Linked DNA regions of Homo sapiens: region 1 is linked to region 2. Evidence: chromatin loops called from intact Hi-C (ENCODE). Cell type or tissue: heart right ventricle. All regions are shown on one strand. Each heading gives the region's core, and the rest is flanking DNA. Links, peaks and the distances in the headings are about the cores only.

Evidence for each region. Hi-C counts contacts between places; a loop is a spot of excess contacts. Peaks named below come from ENCODE experiments on the same cell type or tissue, not always from the same donor. Only the 100,000 strongest peaks of a DNase experiment are listed, where the experiment ranks them.
Region 1: a loop joins it to region 2, with 2.6 times the contacts of the local background. A loop is called at or near these places in 9 of 110 quality-filtered maps.

Annotation. Positions count from the first base shown.
Region 1 is chr1:19,963,351-19,972,297 of GRCh38, forward strand. It overlaps the pseudogene RN7SL304P. Among named protein-coding and RNA genes, the nearest start is that of PLA2G2A, 12 kb to the right of the region's middle. In heart right ventricle, for the core only: no CTCF peak of the experiment used is centred there; a DNase peak (open chromatin) is centred at 4,691; H3K27ac peaks cover 3,109 bases; H3K27me3 peaks cover 581 bases.
Region 2 is chr1:19,914,129-19,922,128 of GRCh38, forward strand. PLA2G2E (phospholipase A2 group IIE) reads right to left here. Exons shown (of 4, transcript NM_014589.3): 4 at 5,881-6,321. The coding sequence ends at 6,179. Among named protein-coding and RNA genes, the nearest start is that of PLA2G2E, 5.5 kb to the right of the region's middle. RefSeq lists enhancers at 6,315-6,867, 6,868-7,420. In heart right ventricle, for the core only: a CTCF peak has its summit at 4,057 (motif pointing right); a DNase peak (open chromatin) is centred at 4,063; H3K27ac peaks cover 970 bases.

The sequences.
Region 1 (8,947 bases), core at 948-8,947, 50 kb after region 2:
TGGCCAAAGCCAGGCTGAACCCCTATTCCCTGTCCCAGGGGTTTGGCTCCTCAGTGGTGGCTGGGGTGTGTGAGGCTCTCTGGATGGGGTCTCAGTCCTCCTTCTGCTTCTAGGTCCACTCCCTTAGTCGTGTTGCACTTGTCTTTGAAATAAACCAACTCCATTGCTAATTGTGTAAGGGCATGGGAATGTGTGATAGGCGTGTCGAGTGCACGCGTTTCTGGATAGGGGGCATGTTCATTCACTTATTCACTTATTTATCTCACAAATACTTATTCAAGAACCTACTGCATGGCTGGCTCTGTTCTGGGGTTTCAGGATCCAGTGGGGAGCAAGACAGCCAGGAAGAGAACTCATTGTTGCCCGCTTCACTCCAGCCACTCTGGCCTTCTTGCTGCTCCTGGAATGAGATGAGTCTGTTCCAATCTCAAAGCCTAAAAGGTTATTTCACAATGGCTTTTTTCTCTTCTCTCAGTTTCCAGCTGAAATGTCACCTCCCCAGGGAGCCCTTCCATGGCGCCCAAGTTAGAGCAGCTCTTCCCTCCTCCCTTTACCCTTTCCCGCATCATCCTGTTTGTTTCCGTCTTGGCAGTTGTCACAGTCCCAAGTAACCTACTTATTTCAGTGTTTTATTTTTTGGTTAACTAAAGGAAGGGTGAAAAGTGGAGATCTATAGGCTTCTTGGGTAGGGAGCTAAAAGATTTTCCTTCTTTTTCCATTCATCTACTTGCTTTCCCCCAAGAGATGATGTGTGAGTTTGGATCCTCTGGAAGCAGATGCCGAGATACAGTTCGAAGTGCAGGAGATGTATGGAGGGAAGCAGCTCTAAAAGATAAAGGAGGCAGGGAGGAGTAGGGAGAGAGAGTGTTCAGATCAGGAAGCAGGTCTGACACCTCTGAAGGGAGAGAGGAAAGGAAGGAGGATTGGGTAGGAAGAGGCTCAAACTGTGGCACAGCTCTGAGAATGTCTCAGCAATCTGACGGGGAGTTCTCATGTGAACAGTGCCCATTAGAGGAGTCCTCCATTGGGAAACAATTGCCTGGCTCTAGTCCCCTGTCATCACCATCATGGGAACGGCACTGGAGAACATGGCTTTGTCATGAGTACTGTGGCAGATCCCAAAGGAGCATGGGCTTGGGGCTGTCCACTAAGTACACTCCTTGAACAGGTTCTCATTTGAAGGGAGAGCTGAGTGGTGCCGTCCAAGGTTGTCACAGAAAGAGTTACTTCGGATTGGTTGGACTTGAGGATACTGATTGAGCCTTTTTTTTTCCCCTGGTGGATGGGTCATTGTGCATTAAAAGGTAAAGCACAGATGGTGGAGCAACTGGAACTCTCACACCTTACTGGTGGGAATGTAAAATGGGACAAGCACTTTGGAAAGAAGTTTGATCTGACTTTGTAACATTAAACATACCCTTATCCATTGAGTAAACATTTCCAGTCCTAGGTATTTATTCAAGAGAAATGAGAACTTAATGTTCACACAGATACTTGTATAAGAAATGGTCATAGCAGTTTTATTCAAAATATCCCAATACTGAAAAGAGCAAAAATGTTCATTACCAGGAGAATGAATAAATAAATTGTAACATATGCATGCTATGGAAGGCTACTCAGCAATAAAGAAGAACAGATTACAGACATGTGCAACACCATGAATGGATCTCATCATCATTATACTGAATGGAAGAGGCCAGATGTAAAACAGTACACATACGGGAGGTGGAGATCACGCCACTACATTCTAACCTGGGCAACAGAGTGGGACCTTGTCAAAAAAAAAAAAGTGCACCTAATATATGATTCAATTGATAGAAAGTTCTAAAACAGGCAACTAAGGTGAAAATAATCACAATGATGGTTTCTCCATGTTATAAGCTGAATTGTGATTCCCCAAAATCCGTATGTTGAAGTCCTAACCTCCAGTACTTCAGAATCTGACTGTGTTTGGAGACCAGCCCTTGAAAGCGGTGATTAGGTTAAAGTGAGGTCATTAGGGTGGGTCCTGATGCAGCATGATTGGTGTCCTTAAAACAAGAGGAGGTTAGGACACGGACACCTGAGAGAGAAGACCATGTGAAGACACAAGGTAAGACAGCATCTGTATGCCAAGGAGAGAGGCCTCAGAAGAGACCAACCTGCCAATGGCTTGATCTGAGCTTTCTAGTTTCCAGGATTGTGAGAAAATAAATCGCTATCGTTTAAGCTCCCCCAGTCTGTGGGACTTTGTTATGGTAGTGCAAGACGACTAATTCATCCAGAGAGGGGGTTGAGGGGAAAGGGATGTGAGGGAATTTTCTGGGAGACGGAAATGTTCTCGTGATGGGATGTGGGTGATGTGGGTGTATCCGTTTCTCAAACGTGTTCAGCTGTGATTTGTGCTTTTCAATCTATATATATTTTACCTTTAAGAAAGAACTAAAGGTAATGATGATGATGATGATTCATTGGAGGTGCAGAGTGGTTGGAGGTGTAAATGATAAAAGAAGGCTGAATGTTGATAAGTGTTGAAGCTGGTTGATGGATACAGGTGAGTTCACAATGTGATTTTGTTACTTTGTACATGTTGGAAATTTTTGCAAATTGAAAGTTCAAGCCCATGGGAGTGAAGCTTTCTTCTCTCTTCCTTTTTTTTTTTTTTTTTTTTTTTTTTTTTTTTTTTTTTTTTTGAGATGGAGTCTCGCTCTGTCGCCCAGGCTGAAGTGCACTGGCATGATCTTGGCTCACTGCAACCTCCGCCTCCTGGGTTCAAGCAATTTCTCTTGCCTCAGCCTCCATAGTAGCTGGGACTACAGGTGTCCACCACCACACCAGGCTAATTTTTGTACTTTTAGTAGAGACAGGGTTTCACCATATTGGCCAGGCTGGTCTCGAACTCCTGACCTTGTGATCTGCCCGCCTCGGCCTCCCAAAGTGCTGGGATTACAGGCGTGAGCCACCATGCCCGGCTTCTCTTTTCCTAGCTGGTGGGGGACTTCCTGGCTCTGTCTTCTGTCCATGCACTTGGATAGTAGGGTGTGGAAAGATTCTGAGATTTCAGGGTTTCACAGAGGTAGTGTAGCACTGGAATTAGGTGCTAGTATTTGGAGCTCTGGGGTAAAGTCCCAACTACCATTAACTAGGTAAGAGTTTGTGTTAATTATTTGATCTTTCCTAACCTCTGTTTTTTCATTTATACAAGGAAGTTACTAATAGCTACTTCATCAGGGCGGTTGAAAAATATTAAATGTAAAAATGTATACAAATCAATTTGGACACTTTTATTTTATTTTATTTTTATTATTATTATTTGAGATGGATTTTCGCTCTTGTTGCCCAGGCTTTGAGTGCAATGGTGTGATCTCAGCTCACTGCAACTTCCACCTCCTGGGTTCAAATGATTCTGCTGCCTCAGTCTCCCAAGTAGTTGGGATTACAGGTGTGCACCATCACGTCCGGCTAATTTTTGTATTTTTAGTAGAGACAGGGTTTCACCATGTTGGCCAGGTTGGTCTTGAACCCCTGACCTCAGGTGATCCACCCACCTCAGCCTCCCAAAGTGCTGGAATTACATGAGTGAGCCACCATGGCTGGCCTGGACACTTTTAATATTAAGCAACTGAAGACCTGACTCAAATTGGTGTAAATAATAAAAGAAATTTATTGACATGTGTAACGGAAATGACTGGAGGCTTTCTGGTATGGTTTGATCCAGAGGCACCTGTTTCCTCCTCCTCCTTCTCTTCCTTTTCTTTCTCTTTCCCAAAGCTTCCAGCTAGCTGAGCATATATTTACATATTTTATTCCAGACTCCTAGAATTGGTTTTTTTGTTTTGTCTTTTTGTAATCTGCCTGAGAAGAGATCTCACACACAAGCTGCATTAAACATCCTAGATTTCCACATTTTCTACACTCTCCTGCCTGCTAACTGCACCTTCTTTTGGTTTCTTATTTCTGTTCTGCAGTACAATTTTCTACTTTCTGTCCTCAAATATGTCAGGCTCAGACCTGCCTCTGTATGCTTGCCTTAGCTGTTCCCTCTGCCTGGATCAATTTTCTCCTTGATTATCTTAGGGCTGACTCCTTCATATCATGGGTGATCTTGCTTCCAGTGCCTTTTGCTATCTCTGCAGCACCTTTCCTGATCATGCCATCTGAATACATGCCTTGTCTTCCACCTGCCCTCTCCTATTCTGCTGTTTTGATTCTCTTTATATTACTTATTACTGTCTCTTTTCTCTCTCGAAATTTGTTTATTGGCTGCGTCTGTTCCTGTCAGTGCCTTGTAAGTGCCAAGAGGCAGGGGCCTTGCCTGTTTGGGTTTTGGGGTGTTCTTAGTGCCTGGTTCTGTGCCAGAAATGTTGCATGTACTCAATAGATGTCCTGTGGAATGAATGAATGGAAGATATGAATAGCAATATTATCATAGAATTGTTAAGAGGATTGCATGAGAAGACACGTTTAAAGTGCTTGGCCCAGGACCTGCCATGAAGTCAGTGTCCATTTTCCAGTAAGTGGGAGTAGTCAAGGCATGCTTTTGCTGCTGTTGTCATCATGTTGTCCCGTCCTGGCTATGGAGTGCCTTTCTCCACCGTGCTCTCATTTGGATGAAAGTTACTCCCAGGTCATGACCCACATGAGGAGTGGGAACATCCCTCGGTCGGCCAGCTGGTTCTTTCATCCATCCATGCTGCATAAAGTGGTTGACGTAATTTATTCCCTCCAGGGAATGGAATTCATCCATAGCTTTGCCCTTGAAAAGTCCCCTGGGTTGGGTTTCATCAGCACGTGGGAAGCTCAGACGGTCTGGGTTTTGGTTTCCAAGGTCTTCAGAGACCAATAACAGCCCAGCGCCTCGCTGGCCAAATAAAAGAGTTGGAAATCAAACTAAAGATGTGCTTGTGGAAAGTGACTACAGAAAAGGTCATGTTTTCTCAAGACATAGCCTTTCTCCGGGAAGCCATTCTTGAGCTAAGACAAGCAGCAGCACCATCCTTGGGCCTGGGAACCAGGACGTCTCCCCTAGAGTGAGGACTCCTAGGCCAAGGGATGTGCCTGCTGGAGCCCTTGGTCTCCCTTCTAAACCATGATCTGAGTGTCTGCGACTCTGGGATTTCTTGCTCAAGTGACCCTGAATCACTTCCAGAATCTATCTGGGTTGCCTGCCTAGGTTTATCCTATTGAGTGAAGGTGATGTTTGCTACAGGAGCAAGAAATAAGCTATAGTGCTGATGGAGGGGGAAGGACATCTGAAATGAGTGGAGAGGAAGGGGATGATGCGTATTGTTAAGACCGTGGAGGCAGCTGTAGCAGCAGGGACTGCAGCTCCTTCCCTTCCCTTCCCTTCTACATTCAAGTCCTTCAGGCCATCTGGACCAGATGTTGAAGAGGACTCTGTGATCCCTCAGCCTTGCACTCTAGGGTGAAGTGAGGGCACGCGCTATCACAGGATGGTAGAGGGCCCAGGTAGTGGTGTGGGAACCAGGCACAGTGGAAGGGCATGGGAGGATCTGACAGGCTCATGGGGTAGTCTTTGTGGGGTGTAGGATGTGCCTATTAGATTCTTTTTTTTTTTTTTTTTTTTTTGGAGACTGAGTCTCATTCTGTCACCCAGGCTGGAGGGCAGTGGCACGATCTTGGCTCACTGCAACCACCACCTCCTGGGTTCAAGAGATTCTCCTGCCTCAGCCTCCCGAGCAGCTGGGATTACAGGGGCGCACCACCACACCTGGCTAATTTTTGTATTTTTAGTAAGAGATGGGGTTTCACCATATTGGCCAGGCCAGGATCCTGACCTCGTGATCCATCTGCCTTGGCCTCCCAAAGTGCTGGGATTACAGGTGTGAGCCACTGTGCCCAGACCAGTTTCTTTTAACCTCACAATCTCAGCATCCTGCTGTGCCCTAGGCCAGTCCTGGGGCTAAAAGTGAACCAGGCTTGGTTTCTAGTCTACCATTCACTCATTCATTGACTTGGTTAGTCTCCTATTCCATCATCTACAGAAGACATTTGCTCTCAAAGAACCATCTCTCTGCCACCTGGTATGGACCTGGCTTGATTTCCCTAGTAACTAGGCAGGATGTGCTAGTTATCTCCATCTTAAAACTGAGGACAAAAGTGAAATATAAGTGATTTTTGGATTATCTGTGATCATCATTCATCCAGCCAAGCTAAGGCAATAATTGAGAAATGGGTATTTCATTCTGGTCCAATGGTATAAACTAGGACCCAGAGGTGCAACTGGCTGGCCTGTCAGCTGACTGTCAAGGTGGAAAGACCAGATCTTAGATGGAGACAGCTGTGGGTTTGAGTCTTCACTCTCTCTCTTACACACATGAGACATGATACACTCTCACGCTGTCTCTTACATACTGCTTATGTATCATGCATTGATAGGGTACATTTCCAGAGGTGGTTTGCTGAGTGAAAGGATAAGTGCTTTTATAACTGACCAAGCCTTAATCTGTGTGCACCACGGCTTCACTTCATCACGCTCTGTTATTGTTGGTTTCTGCAAGGTACCAATTTTATTTTATTCACTTTAGTCCTTGATCTTCCATCTCCACTACCAATTTATTCTTCCTATGTTTATTTAGATATATGGTTTCTTGAAAAATGTTTAGTGTTTGTTTGACTCTCTGTGGAGGCTTTTAAACTGGTACACAGATATTGTGCTATACATTTCCCTGTTTTCTGCCAAGTTTGCAAATTAGCATAGGCTCCGGCTCCCTGTGCCAAAACCAGCCTAATAGATACATGCCTGAGAGAGAATCTTGGATGATGAAATAGCAGAAGAACCTCTGCAGAGTCTTGCAGGAAGTTAGAATCTGATCTTGGCTGCTGGGTGTGGTTCTCGGGGAGAGGGGTTGGCTGTGCCTTGGAGCAGTGGATTGGTGGGCTTTGGCAAGCAGCAAGTAGGTTGGGAGGAAGCTCTTTAAGTTTTGTTCTTTTTCTCCTTTTGCGTCTTCATCTTAGAGCAACAGCTGAAATGCCCAAGTCCTAGAGATGATGTTAGGGCTGTCCCAAAGCCCTGCTTGGGTAAGCAATTGACCCAGATGGATGCAGGCTTCTCAAGTGCCCTCAGCCATTCATTCCCTCATCTCATCCTGCACTGTTCCCCCTTCCGCCCTGCCCCATCTCAGGGAGGGCCGGTAACAGCTTTGGAGTGCTGCTTCCTGCCAGGGCTGCTGCTTCCCAGATGTTCAATGATGAAACCCTGTCAGCAGGAGCACCTGCCTGGGGTGGCAGCAAATGAGAATCATCATATCTTGGACTCATCCCCTTCCCCTTCCCCAAGTTTATCTTGAGACACCCAGACTACACCCACTAGAAAGATGAAATGTACTTGTCAACACATACCATCTAAAACAGAATTGCCAGAGTGGATGAGCAAGAAACTAAAATATGCGTGTTAAACATACTTATGTAGATAAGGGAAGATGTTAGCAATATCAGGCAAGAACAAATCATTATTTAAAAAAATCCCAAGTATAAAAGTTACTTAGGAAGAGTATAATCATTGAAATGGAATAGCTAGCTGAAGAATGTCACAGATAGAGTTAGAAGCTTAGATTGAGATGTCTTCTTAGGGAAAAAGAATAAAAAGAAAATAGAGAAAATAGCAAGGAAAATTCAAACCAGATGCAGTGGTGTGTGCCTGTAGTCCCAGCCACTTGGGAGGCTGATGCAGGAGCATTGCTTGAGCCCAGGAGTTTTGGGCTATAATGCGCTGTGCAGATCGGGTGTTCCGCACTAAGTTGGGCATCAATATGATGACTTCGCGGGAGTGGGAGACCACCAAGTGGCATAAAGAGGGGTGAACTGGCCAAGGTTGGAAATGGAGCAGGTCGAAACTCCCGGTGCTAATCAGTAGTGGGATCACACCTGTGAATAGCTGCGGCACTCCAGCCTGGGCAACATAGGGAGACTCTATCTCTTTTTTTTTGTTGTTTTTGTTTTTTGTTTTTTTTTGAGATGGAGTTTTGCTCTTGTTGCCCAGGCTGGAGTGCAATGGCACGATCTCGGCTCGCTGCAACCTCCGCCTCACGGGTTCAAGCGATTCTCCTGCCTCAGTCTCCTGAGTAGCTGGGATTATAGGCATAGGCCACCACATCCAGCTAATTTTGTATTTTTAGTAGAGACGGGGTTTTGCCATGTTGGTTAGGCTGGTCTTGAACTCCCCATCTCAGGTGATCCACCCCCCTCAGCCTCCCAAAGTGCTGGGATTACAGGCATGAGCCACCACGCTGGGTGGGAGACTCTATCTCTTAAAAAAATCCAAAGAGATATGGAGTACAGATGTACTAACTTCCAGATAGTAAAAGTCCCAGAAAGAGACAGGAAAAAGAGAAGGAAGGAAATGTTCAATGAAATAATGAATATAAAATTCCTATCATTAAAGACAAGTGAAAGGACTTCAGAGTACAAAAAGGCCAGATAAAGAAAAACTGTCAACTAGACACATTGCAGTGAAAATTAAGAACATCAAAGACAAAGAGAAATTCTACAGGCTTCCAGAGGGAAAGAGCAAATATCCAATCAAAGATGATGAGTCAGGTTAATATCAGACTTCTTATTAGCAATATTGGAATGGGATTGGAAGAAATGGAGGAATGCTTCTAAGGTAATAAGGAAGAATGGAAAAAAAATGAACCAAGGATATTATATCTTTCGAAATTGTTATTCAATGTGAGGTTGTAAAAAATGCTTTCAGGAATAAAAGGCCTTCAAAATTTTGCACACAAAGACTCATGTTGAAAATATTCTTAGATAAATACCCAGAAATGCAAAGTCTTTACTGGAGGGAGAGATGTATACTCTTTTCCTAGATCTTTCTTTTCCGTAGATCAAGATGGAGGTAAAGCCCCTGGCAAGCATTTGACTAAGGCTTTATTTCAAGCAGCTTTTCACCGCCTCTGTTTAGAAGCTAAAGAGGAATCACTGAGGAGTAATATGGTCCCAACCT
Region 2 (8,000 bases), core at 1-8,000:
TTCTGGCCTTTCCCTTCCTCCAATGCACAGAAACAAGAGTGTGTGTCTTGAGACACAGTTCATAAAAAGCTCTGCTCCAATATGGTTTTGGCTGGACAGAATGGTTTTTGCTGATGGAATGGGCACTCTCAGACCATTGAGATGCAGAGATTTAGAACTTGGTTGCAAAGGCTTGAGGCCAGTCCTGTCACTTCACAGATTCTGGCTTGGCAGAAGGAAACATTTCCTATCTTCTTGGAGAAACTTGTCTGAACCTCCCTATGGTAGAAGGACTTGGGTATCCCCAGAGGATTGTTTCTGTTCAATTTATTCATCTAAACATCCAAGAATCCATCTGACATCTAGTGAACCTCTACTCTGTATGGGTCCTTATTTCTGGGCATTGAAACAGTCATGGATCCTGCCTTCAAAAAGCCTCCAGTCCGGGAATGAAAGTGGACACGTCACTGACCCAGGAGAGAGCACATGCCATAAAGGAGGTACTGATGAGAGGGCTGTGAGTTCAGAGAATTCGGGAAGGCTTGGTGGAGGAAGTGAGATTTGGACGAGGCACGAAAGGGGAGACAGGATACAGAAATAGGGAGCGAAGACATGTTGGACTGAATGGCCAGCGCAAGCAAAACCTAGGAGTGGGATGGGTATGCTCCAGTGTTTAGGACAGAGCTTATTATGGATGTATAATCAGTTTGGAGAAAGACTGGGAACTTCTTGAAACACCTCTCATGTGCCTTTCACTACTGGAAGAGTAGTGCTGTGCTTGCTGAATGGATTCTCAAGATCAGGCCTGGGTGCAGTGGCTGACATCTGTAATCCCTGCACTTTGGGAGGCTGGGGCAGGAGGCTTGCTCACACTCAGGAGTTCAAGACCAGTTTGGTCAATCTAGCGAGATCCCGTCTCTATGCATGCACACACAAAATTACTGGGGTTTGGGGCTGGGTGCCTGTCTGTAGTCCCTCCTACTCAGGAGGCTGAGGCAGGAGGATCACTTGAGCTCAGGAGTATTAGGCTGCAGTGAGCTTTATCACACCACAACACTCCAGCCTGGGTGACAGGGTGAGACCCTGTCTCAAAACCCCAAAACAACAAAGATCTGCCTGACGGCTTTTTAGTGTCTGGAGTTGGCCTGTGTGTGCATTCTAACCTGGCAATGTTACAGGTAGCGCCTGCCTGGAAAAATGCTGCACCATCTATCTCTGCCTTTGGGGGACATTAGCGCAGAATTCAATTGAACAGGTACCTGTTTAGCATCTACTGTGTGACATTTGCAATTGGAGAGCAAAAATACAGAAGGTGGCCAAGCGTAGATGGAGCAGCTAGCATGCCCCGGACACTTTGGATACATGGTCTCATTTGAACTTGAAAACCACCCTGTGAGGCTGATGGTTCTATTCAGGAATAAATAATTGTCCCAAGATCACAGCTTAGTAGCAGAGACAGGATTTGAACCCAGAGCAGTCTGCCGCCACCATGCAAGGACCCAAATAACGGGATAAGCAGTTCTAGGAAAGGTATAAACACAGCTTGGCAGTTCAAGGAGGGTGAAATCCGCTCCAATTGAAACAGCATCATAGAAAAGGTGACATTTGGGACTGGGCAGGGTGGCTTATCCCTGTAATCCCAACAGTTTGGGAGGCTGAGGCAGGAGGATTGCTTGAGGCCAGGAGTTTGAGACCAGCCTGGCAACATAGCGAGACCCGGTCTCTACCAAAAATAAGTAAGTTAGCCAGAATTGATGGCACACACCTGTTGTCCCAGCTACGTGGGAGGCTAAGGTGGGAGGCTTGCTTGAGTCGAGGAGGTTAAGGCTGCAGTGAACTATGATCGTGCCACTGCAGTCCAACCTGGGCAAGAGGGAGACCCTGTCTCTGAATATAAAGGAAGAGACGACATTTGGGATTCACTTTAAGCCCATGGATTTTAGCGTGGTGATGTGCCTGTGGGCAAGGGAGGCTTTTAGGTTGAGAGAAGCTACTGCACAAGGATATGAAGGCAGGACAGCAGAGGAGCTTAGTAAATAGATATTGCTGCATAAGAGGCTGGAAAAGCAGATGACACCAAGCCTGGAATACCAGGGGCTGGTGGACAATGGGGAGTCACTGATGGTTCAGGAGCAGAGGAGTGACATGATGAAAATCAGGCTCTGGGAAAATGAAGCTGGCATCAGTGGACAGGATGGAGATGTGATGAAGGATGGAGGGTTTAAGAACCATTAGTCCTGATACTCTCTTGTTAGGGGTGTCACATTACTTGCTAGTGTAGAATTATTGCTGTTTTCTGTCTGCTGGTTGACTCTGTCTGATTCGTGTCTATCTCCAGCATCCAGGAAAAGACCAGAAGCATAATTTGCATAAAACTTATTGAAGGAAAGAATTAACTTTAGTATTCAGTTCTCTGGTGGTGACATTGCAAAGAACCCCAGTGAAGCAGATGCATGTCCAGGAAATCCTAATCAGACTCCTCATTGAACTTGGGAATTCCACTGTGATTTCTGGTCACTAATTGAGGAAGGTCTTTACCTTTGCACTTCATGCATAGCTTTTGTTAGGTGCTAAATAGGAACAAAAGCAAAACCAATCCAAATCCTCTCATCAAAATTGGAGAGGCAAACTATGAAACATTTAGGTAAGAATGTCCCCTCCCCAGCTTTGACACAGTCCCGTTGCCTACTTTACTCATCCAATGAATTAGCACACATAAAGCACTTACAACAGTGCCTGGCAAATGCCTAGTGCACAGCAAGTGTTAGCTATTGTTAATGACTATCCATTCATTCATTCCTAGAACACGAGTGATTTTTCAGTGCTAGCCATTATTTGTACATTTTCATGCATGTTATCTCAAACTTTGCCATAACCAGCCTGCTGGGGAAATGTCATACTTCCATTTGACAAATGCAGAGACTGAGACTCCATTTATCAGCACTTAGATTTTAATGTGCACACGAATCATCAGGGGGGCTTGTTAACTTACAGATTCTGATTCAGCAGGTCTGGGGTCAGGTCCAAGATTCTGCATTTTGAACAGGATCCCTGCTGCTGCTTCTGCGGCTGCCCCTGCCCATGGACCACGTTGAATAGCAAAGGTCTAAGCAGAGCCACTGCTGCTAAAGCGGCAGAACAAAGCGCTCTACCTGGAACCTCCCAGTTCAAGTTCAGGCTTCTCCCTTCCTTTTTTTCAGTCTCTTTTGCAAGTCTGCTGCTGGGTATCAAGGGTTCTCTAGATACGCACACATAGGCAAACAGGATTTAAGCAGGCCCCTTGATCCCGTCATCAAACATTTATTGGCCAGGCGCGGTGGCTCACGCCTGTAATCCCAGCACTTTGGGAGGCCGAGGTAGGCGGATCACGAGGTCAGGAGATCGAGACCATCCTGACTAACACGGTGAAACCCCGTCTCTACTAAAAATACAAAAAATTAGCCAGGCATGTTGGCGGGCGCCTGTAGTCCCAGCTACTGGGGAGGCTGAGGCAGGAGAATGGCGTGAACCCGGGAGGCGGAGCTTGCAGTGAGCCGAGATCGTGCCACTGCACTCCATCCTGGGCGACAGAGCGAGACTCCGTCTCAAAAAAACAAAACAAAACAAAAAACCCAAAACATTTATCGAGCCCTGGGAAAGCAAAGAGTAAAGGCTGGTCTGTGGCCAAAAGACAGCTTGGTTTTGGTGGGTGGGGGTGGGTGAGTAGCAGGGGTCACAGCAGGCTGCGCTGGAATCTTGCTCCTAAGTTTCAATGTTTGTTTCGTCGGACAGTTATACAACTGTTAAGATCATCAGGTAGGTGTCCCATTGGTACCTTAAATCCATCATGCCCAGGTGTCACCTCTCTCTAATCTGCCCCATCAGCTCCTTCTCCCTGTGTTTTCTGTTTCTGCAGTGGCCATCATCCTCAGATGGTTGTATGGCCTTCTTTGGCATTTTCTCAGTATATTTATTTATGAAAATGTGAGGGGACCAATTTCACTAGCCCAGAAGCACACTTTGCCCACCTGAGGAAGAGAAATCGAGGTTTAAGCCAAGCGCAGGTTTCTCCCTAGTGGCCTGAATGAAATGGACACCAGAGGGCGCCTCAGGACCACTTTTCCTGCAAAGGAGGTTTGCATTCTTCCCCCACACAGGCCGTTTTTGCTTTAAGACATGGTCTTCTGGTGATACTTGGCTGAGGATTTGAGTCAGTTACAACAGCAAAGTACACACGCCTGTCCTCCCTTTCTTCTCCTCCTTCCTTTTGCTAGCACAGAGCTTCTTCACCTTTTAAAGGTCACAGCGATACATCCCTTTGATTTTTTTTTTTTTTTTTTTGAGATGGAGTTTCTACTCTTGTTGCCCAGGGTGGAGTGCAATGGCATGATCTTGGCTCACCGCAACCTCCATCTCCTAGGTTCAACGATTCTCCTGCTTCAGCCTCCTGAGTAGGTGAGATTACAGGCCTGCACCACCATGCCCGGCTAATTTTGTATTTTTAGTAAAGACTGGGTGTCTCCATGTTGGTCAGGCTGGTCTCGAACTCCCGACCTCAGGTGATCTGCCCGCCTTGGCCTCCCAAAGTGCTGGGATTACAGGTGTGAGCCACCATGACTGGCTCTTCCTTTGATTTTTTTTTGCTCTCCTCCCTGCCCTCAAGGTCCTGAATGCTGTGCACAGGCCCTGAGAAGGGTGAAGGGAGTGGTCATTTGTTGAGTGTCCAACTGTGAGCTTTGCCCTGTGCAATGCATTGGCAGGTGCTCTGTCATTGAGCAGGCGAATCCCAGTCCTGTAAGATTTCATCAGCATATAATAGATAATTCTATCTTTAGAAGTAACATCTGCTGAAATAGATTGCTTCCAGAATAGGCTGCATTCCTCCTGGTGGGAATCCTTGAGTGCATTACATTCTTCATGGCTTCAGAATCGGGAGGTTGGAGTCAGCCCTGGATGCTGAACCCTTTCCTCCTCCTCTTCCTGTGTCCTCACAGCTGAACGGCCCTGGGCACTCTGGTCTTTCCAAGATTACAACCAGCAGGCCTGGTTAACGTGGCCATACCAGAGCGTGGGTGGCTGATGACAACTTCATGAAGAAATGAAGGGCCAGGGAGTGGGGACACCCCCTCGGGTAGAACATCCCCTCTCTGGCCCCCAGGGGCCCATCAAAGAAGGGGTGTGGATAAGACCATCTAGAGCTGCTTCTCACTCTTAACCAATCTTTGCCAGTGTTGGGGATTTGAGGCCTGATGACACAGTGGGGACAATATTTTTAGGTTGGTATTTTTCGTGCTTTTCACATTAAGCCATATGGCCAGAAATATTCCTTCCAGAGATTGCATTATCTTTGATAAGATTGTAGAATGTTAGAAAAAGAGAGTCACAGGGCCGGGCACGGTGGCTCACGCCTGTAATCCCAGCACCTTGGGAGGCCGAGGCGGGCAGACCACGAGGTCAGGAGATCGAGACCATCCTGGCTAACACGGTTAAACCCCGTCTCTACTAAAAATATAAAAAAATTAGCCGGGTGTGGTGTCGGGCGCCTGTAGTCCCAGCTACTCGGGAGGCCGAGGCAGGAGAATGGCGTGAACCCGGGAGGCGGAGCTTACAGTGAGCCGAGATCGCGACACTGCACTCCAGCCTGGGCGACAGAGCGAGACTCTGTCTCAAAAAAAAAAAAAAAAAAAAAAAATAGAAAAAGAAAAAGAAAAAGAGAGCCACAGAAACTTACTGTCATGGAAAATTAAAAGAATTTAATGCTGGAATTGCAGGCAGGGCCACCCATGTCAGACTTGTTCCCACTGATTCCAGTGCATGCTGTCAGCACAAGGTAGGTGATCAGAAAATTAATGTATGAATGAAACTCTAGTGAATTAAATCCTAGAATGATTGACAGAATTTGAGACTCAAAGAACATTAGAATTATGGGAAAACATTATTCACTTATTCAGAAGAGGGAGCTGAGATCCCAGAAGCTAGTGACAGTCTTCTGGGTGCTGAAGGGTCCATGGCTCCTGGGGCAGGGTTCTTTCTACAGAGAAGGGGTAGCCTGGGAGGCTAGTGATGGTCCAGGACATATCTCTGAGCTCTCAAGGAGGGATGAGTTTGCAGGAAAGGAATTTTCCAAAGGGAGGGCCTTTGGTGCCAATGTTCCCCAGGCCTGGGACTACAGCAGCCCGAGGCGGGACCTCCAGGGACGGGGGGGAGGCCGAGCATAGCCTCAGCAGGGCGGGGTGGGCCCGGTGCACAGCTTGTTGGGATAATGGGCATATTTGCGGTTGTAGGTGCCCAGGTTGCGGCGAAAGCAGAGGGCAGCCCTCTTGTCACACTCGCAGGTCAGCCGCTGGCAGGTGGTCCTGCCGGCTGGATGGGACAAAGTGAGTCAGGGACCACAGAAGCTCAGGATATGTGTGGGACAGCTCTTGGCTGCTTCTGGGTCCACGTTCTTGACCTGGACCAACTCCATTCTGATGGAAGCCCAAGCTCCCGGGTTGTTTCACGGATGGGTGAGACAAGAGACAAGGGCGGGGCGCACTGTGGCTCAGGACACCAGGGAAGCTGGAAGCTTGCCCTCGCTGTCCCTCCCTGCTCTCCCAAGCCCACGCTGACTGCCCTTAGCTCTCTCCGGCCTTAGGGACACCACGTGGTTCCCTAACTCTCACTGCCCCCGACCAGGGGGATTTCTAGGCAACCCCTGCACCCCTGTGTGATGCGTTGCTGATGGCGGATTGTGGCCATCAAGCAGAGAGGACAGCTACGAAATGACAGCAACTCAATCTGATGGCTATGTGTGCCCCAGAGTGGCGTGGGCCTAGGCTGGAAGCCACTGGGACCAAAGCTGGAGGCTGCTCAGGGCCCTCTGCCTGTCCTCATCAGAGTGGACAGAGCCCAGTTTTCTGCCCATACCCAGCCTGGGAGTCAGACTTCTACCCTGACCTGTCCTTCCTAGAGCCAGCTGGCATCAGCTCTGTAGGGGCCCAGAAGGCTCCTCCTGTCTCCACTGCAGCTGCCTCTGTCACCTCTGCCTGCAGTGGCCCTGGCTCCCTTTTGTCCCCATGACTGTATCTCACAGCTCAGGCCAGGTGCCTCATTTCCCCTCTTGAAGTTGAGCCTTCGTCTCCCGTCAGGGCTCTGCCCACGCCCGCTATGTCAGCAACACCCAGGGTTGGAAGGGACTCTTAACGCCGAGCCGGTCAGCCTCTTTTGGGGGGCTTTTTCCAGGAGCTGGGCTGAGCTGGGGAAGTGGGTATAAGCCTCTCCGTTTTCTAGGTGAGGAAACAGAGGCTTTCCAGGGATTACATCACTTGTCCAAAGTCACAGGCAGGTGGAAGGTGACGCCCTGGGTAGAATCCAGAGCTTGTGTCTCCACCCACCTGCCTCCTCCCCTCAGCCCTGATCCTGGCAGGTGGCTGCTTCTGCCTTGCATGGACTCCCAGCGACAGAGACTCAGTACCTGGCACATTGCCCTGCCGAGTGGTTGGCGGCAGAGGAAATGGAGCCAGCTCTGCCCCGCCGCCAGGACAGAATTTAGAGACCTGAGTCTGCCGCGACCTCCCGAATCCTTCCGCGCTGCAGCATCCGCCCACCAGGCCCTGCCCTTCTTTCAGGCTGCTCCTGGCTTTGTGGCAGGGAGAGAGCTTGGCTCTCTCATGTGGGGTCCCTCGACAGTCTCACTTGGTTGAGGCTGCTTGCCTGGGCCTGGGACTGAAGGAAAGCTAATTGGTCCAAATGGGCACTGGACATGGCACAGCTGAGCAAATGGGTCCAGCCTGACAGTCCCATTGAGGAGTCAGCCTTTGGAAACAGCATCTGCTGTCCCCAGTCAAAGCCCCAGCTCGTTCTGTCCGAAGGACTTCACCTTTAGCTCCTGTTGAGGCCTTGGGAGGGTGCCTGAGTCCAGCTCCTCTGGGCCCTGGCTCAGCTCAGACCCCTCTGCTCCTCTTTCCAGAGGCTGGAGCTGGGAGGTGTCTGTGGGTAGGGAGATACCTGGGGCTGAGGGCTGCACTGATGGGGTACGGGCTTCTCTGGCCTGGGTGCCTGGT